Linked DNA regions of Homo sapiens: region 1 is linked to region 2. A link is a contact called in ENCODE Hi-C or POLR2A ChIA-PET data. All regions are on one chromosome and are shown on one strand. Each heading gives the region's core, a stretch centred on a gene start or an enhancer-like site at or near the end of the contact. The rest is flanking DNA. Distances are from core to core; before and after follow the strand shown.

Region 1 (3,727 bases), core at 1,185-3,684, 120 kb before region 2:
AAGTGGGTTACTTAAACCAATGAAATATGAGTGCAAAAGAAAAAACAGAGCTCTTTTTATGAATATTAAGTTAATGGCTTTGGAAAGGAAGAATAAATTTATATTGGCAAAAATATGTCAATTCACATGTGGGTAAGTGGAAGGGGGACTCATAAAAACCCCTACACTTGGAACACCTTAAAATATGTCTTAGTTTTCACTCCCACTTTAAAGAAACCAGAACTTTTCTGCCATTGCTTTATGGATAGTGTTTATACAAAGAAAAGCCATAGGAATATGCATCTGCTTTTTAAGTTGGAATGTGAAAGGCCGAGTGACTGCTGTCACTCAATAGCGGTGATGATAGGTTTGCTCACAGCTCAGACCTTTGGCTTCACATATGCAAGACTGCAGTTTTTACCTAACACCCTTGTCAAGCCTCAACTCCACAAACCTGTCAGAGGCTGTGATTAAGTTATCGTCTTTTGCAGAGGAAGTGTCTAAAGCTTAAAAAGAAAAGATTGAATTGACTCAGTTCTAGAGCCAGTAAAAGCCTCAACATCCTGACCCTGGGCCAGATCACAATGCTTCTCCCATACTGTGCCTTTTAACATAGAGGTCCCTGATTCACACAGCAATGAACCTAAGGTTTGATGTATTCAGTCATGTGCCACATAAAGACATTTCTGTTGATGACAGATCCCATATACAGTAGTGGTTTCATAAGATAATAATATTGTATTTTACTGTACCTTTTCTATGTTTAGATATGTTTAGATGCACAAATACTTACCACTGTGTTACAATTGCCTACAGTACAGTAACACGCTATACAGATTTGTAGTCTAGGAGCAATAGCCCGTACCATATGGCCTAGGTGTGTACCACCTAGTTTTGTGTAAGTATATTCTATGACATTTGCACAATGAAATCACCTGAAATCACCTAACAACCTATTTCTCAGAACATATCTTCATTGTTAAATGATGTGTGACTGTATTTAACTAAAACAGAAACATTAAGGAATACACATAAAACAAATACTGCGAAAAATATTGAATGTCACATTCTGACATTTAAAGAGAGATAGAATCTACATGAATCGTTCAACCAGGATCAAAGAGTAAAGAGAACGACCAGCTGTGGCAAAACCATGTCACAATGAAGGAAGTTTGGTTCAGAAAACTTATACAGTAGAATAAGGACGCCTATCTGAGATGACCCTAAGATCCCACGGTGGTTTCTCACCAGTGTAAGTGCTACCTCAAGATAACATCATGTGGTTGAAGGTTTGAATAAAACGATGTATATACATTCTCAATCTGCTTGTGCTGGACAACTGAAATTTCAGTTTCACAAACTTATGAAGGCAAAGGGACCCATGTTCTTCATCTTCTTAGAGAGAAAGATGTCCACCCAAGCTTCAGGGAAGGATAGATATAATCTAGGGCAAACTCAGGAGCTCTGAGAGCCCCTCCCCATCAAGTTGACTCACCACAGTGTCCCCATCTACCTTGAATGGTCTGCATTTTGGAAGAAGCCACAAAATGAAGAGTTAAGAATCATTTCCATAGCATTAGCGTATGTTCCAAGAGGGTTACATGGATGTCCCAGAGGGAATCTTGCTGGGCAGCTCTCCTCCTCCACTATTTCATCTTTCTTTCTTCTTTTGAAAAGGGAGAATGATAACCAAGTCTCAGTAAAAGCAAACAATGAAACAATCTGGGCCTTCCCATTCAAGTTGGCAAGCCAAACACTCCTTTATCTCTCTGCTTTCCCCAAATAGATGGCAGTAAGGAAGATAGGAAGAATGGCGGGCACAGGAAAGGATGGGCAGGCCAAGGATTTTCATTAACTTCTGGAAGCCTGTCAGTGGATGGAATTACACTCAGGAAGTAACATTAGCAGAGGGAACAACAGCTCAGAACATGGCCCAGAGAAGGATGAAAGAGGGCAGGGCGCCAGAAGGGCCCCGGACTCAGAAATGGCAGGTGTGAAAACGACTGAAAATACCTATGGAATAAAGAGTGAAGTAGATTCATTTCTCCTCCCAACCGCCCTCACCTGTTCATGTAATAGTGGCTTTTATGGCCCAGCCTACCCAGAGAGCTGTTCTTGGCAGCCACTTATCTATGTCTGGGAGGAGATACAGTTCCAGAATGGAACTGTGTTCGGGTGCCTCACTGCTAAACCAAACTCAACATGTTCTTAACTTTAAAAAATAATACATATCATACAAGAAGTCCACAGTAGGATGGCTCCCAGATGGTTACTCTTGGGGCTCTGGCATTCATTCCTCAGGCATCCAGGTTCTTCCCTCGGTTCACCTCCTCCACTCAGTGTGTCCACAAGATGGCAGTAGCAGCCCCATGCCTCTCACCTACACGGGAAAGCACCCGGTGCAATGCCTCTTACTCTTCCCAAGCATCTTTTTCAAGAGCACGACCGCCTCCCGGAAGCCCCTAAACAAGCCTCCCATTGCACTGCATTAGCCAGAGCAGGGTCACGTGCCCACCCCAAACCAATCACTGGAAGAAGAAATGAGTTTTGTCTCTTTGTTGTTGTTGGTGGTGGTGTTTGGTTGTTTGATTGGCTGTCTTAGAACGGGGCTTCTCAAACTTGAGCAGGCATCAGAATGGCCTGGAGAATTTGTTAAAATAGCACATGGGTTGCTGGGCGCCACCTCCAAAGGTTCTGATTCCATAAGTCTGGGGTAGGGCCCAAGAATTTGCATTTCTACCAACTTTTCAGGCAGTGCTGAGGATTCCAGTTCGAGAACCACTGGATTTGAGGAAGCAACCAACAGTGAAAAGTCCCATCCTCCCCAGGCACTTTAGGAGTGGTTCTAGCCTGACTTCCTGCTCACAAGGTTCAAGTTAAGCCTTCCAGCGCACAAGCCCCACCCTCATGCTCAGGGCTAGTCATGCCTCTCAGTCAGGGAAGTCATGATTCTAACCACCAGAAGAGCTAAAAGCAGAAATGTCCAAAAGTGGCAACCTCAGGGGAGTGCTGGGAGAGAAGGGGAGGAAGGGAAGTGAGACATTTTATTATTGTCATATGCCCATCTGAACCCATTGTATTTTTCTTTCCTTCCGTATTTTAATAAAAAATACTTTTTAGTGCACATTTTTTTTCTACTAAGGAATATTTTCAACTTTTTGCCCTTCTCCAACCAGGCATTTCTGTGTATCAGGATGAAGGCTGTGCCTGCTCCTGAATGACTACTGGGTAAATAACGAAATTAAGGCAGAAATAAATAAGGTATTTGAAACCAAAGAGAACAAAGACACAACATACCAGAATCTCTGGGACACGGATAAAGTAGTGTTTAGAGGGAAATGTATAGCACTAAATGCCCAAAGGAGAAAGCAGGAAAGATCTAAAATTGGCACCCTAAACATCACAATTAAAAGAACTAGAGAAGCAAGAGCAAACGCATTCAAAAGCTAGCAGAAGACAAGAAATAACTAAGATCAGAGCAGAAGAAAGAGATAGATACAGGAGAAACCCTTCAACAAATCAGTGAATCCAGGAGCTGGTTTTTTGAAAAGATTAACAAAATACATAGACCACTAACCAGACTAATAAAGAAGAAAAGAGAGAAAAATCAAATAGATGCAATAAAAAATGAAAAAGGGGATATCACCACTGATCCCACAGAAATACAAACTACCATCAGAGAATACTATAAACACCTCTATGCAAATAAACTAGAAAATCTAGAAGAAATGGATAAATTCCTGGACAC
Region 2 (3,622 bases), core at 369-2,868:
ACTTCAATATCTATACTGAGAGTATTTTCTCCATTAACGATATTATGTTCTGCAGAGAAGAAACAAATGAAGGCATAAACAATTTCAAATTCATTAACCATAAATGACAACTGTGAACAAGACTTCAGATAATTTTATGAAAAAATTAAAAATTAGATCATATTTTAAAAAATACATTCTTTAGTAAAATACTACTGTCACAGAATTAGAGACAAATATGGTTAAGAAACTGATTCAAGTACAAGAATATGTATGAAGAATAAATATTCTGCTTGTATTATTTTTTTAAATTTAAAAACATAATGAAATTTTAAATTTGGGCTAATTATAGACACAGATGTATTTATATTTTTAAAAGGATTTCATTTTTGAAAAATGATTTGAATAAAACTATTTTGCAGGTCTGCTAATACAACAAAAAAAAATTTGTTGTTTAATAAATAAGTATTTTAAAAGCATTTTAAAAGATTTTAGTGTTCTCTTTCATTTTCAGAAGTGTTCCAATGTGGTGTTGAATTATAGTCACCCTCACTGTACATAACATATCTGGACATCCCTAAACATAGGCTAAACATAGGCTCATCCTTACTTGTCCTTAGACTCAGAAATTTCATTTAAAGATGAGGCTGCCTCCCATAGGCAGCTGTATTCTTGAAGGCTACACCCTCCACTAACATGGGAGGACTGGAGAAAATCCAAGCTAGGTACCAACCAGACAAAGAAAGAACCCCAGCATGTTCTGCAATAGCCAAACTGATCCTGATAAGGAAGGGAAATTTTCTCCCAAGCAATTGATTCTCTTTGAAAGATTTGAGAAAAGGGTGCTGGGATTTCAAAGAAGAGGGCAACCTGCAGAGCCCACAAAGTAAGGGAAAGAAAGGTCACAAAGAGGACTTTGGATACACAAGAAAATAACAGCTGCATTACTCACAGTAGCAAAGACATGGAATCAACCCAAATGCCCATCAATAATAGACTGGATAAAGAAAATGTGGTATATATACACCACGGAATACTATGCAGCCATAAAAAAGAATGAGATCATGTTCTTTGCAGGGACATGGATGGAGCTGGAAGCTGTTATCCTCAGCAAACTAATGCAGGAACAGAAACCAAACACCACATGTTCTCACTTATAAGTAGGAGCTGAATGATGAGAACACATGGACACATGGGGTGGGTGGGGAACGACACAGGCTGAGGCCTGTCAAGAGGGAGAGCATCAGGAAGAACAGCTAATGGGTGCTGGGCTTAATACCTAGGTGATGGGTTGATCTGTGCAGCAAACCACCATGGCACACGTTTACCTATGTAACAAACCTGCATATCCCGCACATGTACCCTGGAACTGAAAATAGAAGTTGATAAATAAAAATAAATAAATGCTGATAACTTGGAAAAAAAGAGAAAAAGAAAATAACAGCTGCAGTTACATGTATCTAGTGCCACCACACCATGTGCTAAGCACTTGATGGACACATTACATACATATTTTCTCCTCATCCTTTCAACACTTCTACAAGATGGGTGTGTTATCCCCATTTTCCAGATAAAAATCTGAAGCTCACCCAGGTCTGGGAGCTCTTTGCTGCTACACCACCCTGTCTGCCCCGGTAGAGGGCGATGGAGAGCATATACAAAAACAAAAAGAAAACAAAACAAAAAGCATGTAAGTAAAGAAAGGCAAGTAAATCAAGGTTACAACTGGAGAAAACGATTTGTTCTTATAAGCAAGAATGACTAAAGACCTTAACAGACTATGAAAAACCTAGATGTTCAAAATAAATTGGCTTTGGATACACTTGAGAACAGTGGGCTGCCAGAGCCCTTATTAAGTCTACCAGAAACAAAAATGCCCTCTTTTGGGTGAAACATGTGCAGGGAGCCAAAGCTGGATATTAATTACCGAGTGACTTCAACTACCAGCCACCCTCTAGAAGTCCGCTGTGAAGTGGAATGTAAAATAACACAGGTAATCACAGACACAGGTTGCTGGAAATGATGCAAACACATTATTCTCCCCAAATTAAAACACTCTACTCATGTCCAGAGCTTGAAAATTTGTTTCCCAGTAAAGGTCAAGAAAAGCAAACATTGCTTGAATTTAATTATTAAGCCAGCTGTCAGTCACTGGCAGTGACACAAGCAGGAAGACATTTCAAGGCAGGAAATCAGCTGCAGTTAGCATGACAGGGTCCTTGCATCTTTAATCAGGAACTCCTCTGTCAGAATATTTTATTTATCACTGAAAGAATAATGCCAAGTTGGCATCTATTTTATTCCCTTACTGTATCTTTTTTCTTTTTTAAATAGCAAATCTAGCAAACAAGACCTTAGTTTACTAAGATTCGATGGATTTCAGTAGGGCTGATAACTGTATTAATTTGCATTAACTGTCCATATTCTAAAGTAGTGCCCTGAAGCAAGATCGAAACATGAGATACCAATGGCAATTCATTTTGCTTATAAGTTTAGGCATGAGAGTGACTGGTCCAGACAGAAGAACTGGTTCTATCCCCTGAATCCGCCACTACCAACTAGCAGTGGCTTCAAAAATTATAGGGGTGTGTGGGTAGAAACCAAGATTGGTAGATGGGAAGGAAGGGAGTACTTGGATTGATACAGAGTGAATGAGGAAGAGGCCTCAAACATCTGCCATTGCCTCTAGAACAACCACTGCAACTAATTTTTCCTCTGTAACTTTGGTGAATTCACATAAACTCTTGAATCTTTAATTTACCAGTTGCGAAACAGGAATAGGATACTCAAAAAGGAAGTTACTAATAATGGTCTGAAGGTGGTGGTGGCTATGAGTGGTTATGAGTGATTTTTATATTGTTCTTTCTGCTTGTCTGTTTTCTCTGGTTTTTCCAAAATAGAATTTAAAGCATGTTATAAAATTTAAATATTCTATGATTTTTATACATCAAAGTTTCCTTAAGATTGAGTTAAGGACTAGCTACTGATGAATTTTTTGATGAAAAATCCATGTTTACACATGGGTTTATAGTAGAGGAAGGAATTCATCATTGACTCAAATTATAGTCAACATTCGTCTACGGTCAACACTGCTTCTCAATGAATTCTAAAGCTTCTTCCAGCAGGAAAATTAAATGATTATGATATCTTTACTACTTTCTTCCAATACATATTTTCCAGTGACCATGATGGTACAGAAATACCATCAGGGCTTACTGTCTGACACGGGGTTAATGAGCAATATAGAAAAGTTCATCAATTCAGGAAACTACCTAAAGGTCATGATTAATTACATTTTCAATAGCCTTTAATTTTTTTCAGGATAACGATGGTCATAAAGAAAAAATGATTTTTAAATTATATTGAATTAAATTAAAATGATATAACTAAAAACAGAAAACAAAGATGCAAATGTATACTTAATACCAAAGAAAGTCTTATTTTTAAGTTTCTATCTCTCCTTTAGACACATATCAGCATATGTAATGACACATTTCATTAACATGCATGTACAATCTTCATCATTTCCACTTGGAGTTCTTTTTAAGCTTTTTAATAATTTGAGTGCTATTAATGGTTATGATAGAAATGTTTATGCTTCCCATGTATGGATTTATTATTCAGCTGACATGGGCTTGGATTT

Evidence for each region. Hi-C counts contacts between places; a loop is a spot of excess contacts on that map. ChIA-PET counts read pairs that join two places held with the same protein, here RNA polymerase II (POLR2A). Pooled maps may share reads with other maps.
Region 1: a map of K562 shows a loop between it and region 2 (2.2-fold over the local background). The contact joins two enhancer-like sites. A Hi-C loop is called at or near these places in 1 of 168 maps with a recorded cell type or tissue (K562), 9 of 37 single-sample maps with no recorded cell type and 9 of 50 pooled maps. POLR2A ChIA-PET finds 5 or more read pairs at or near these places in 1 of 52 experiments (OCI-LY7).

What each region holds. Positions count from the first base shown.
Region 1 is chr2:68,714,223-68,717,949 of GRCh38, reverse strand. It overlaps a transcript of ARHGAP25 not described here. Among named protein-coding and RNA genes, the nearest start is that of ARHGAP25, 19 kb to the left of the region's middle. RefSeq lists enhancers at 2,371-2,450, 2,719-3,013. Within about 2 kb of position 2,434, at least 14 of the 41 ENCODE cell types and tissues checked have a DNase peak (open chromatin) inside an H3K27ac peak, as active enhancers do.
Region 2 is chr2:68,593,372-68,596,993 of GRCh38, reverse strand. No RefSeq gene overlaps it. Among named protein-coding and RNA genes, the nearest start is that of PROKR1, 48 kb to the left of the region's middle. Within about 2 kb of position 1,618, at least 6 of the 41 ENCODE cell types and tissues checked have a DNase peak (open chromatin) inside an H3K27ac peak, as active enhancers do.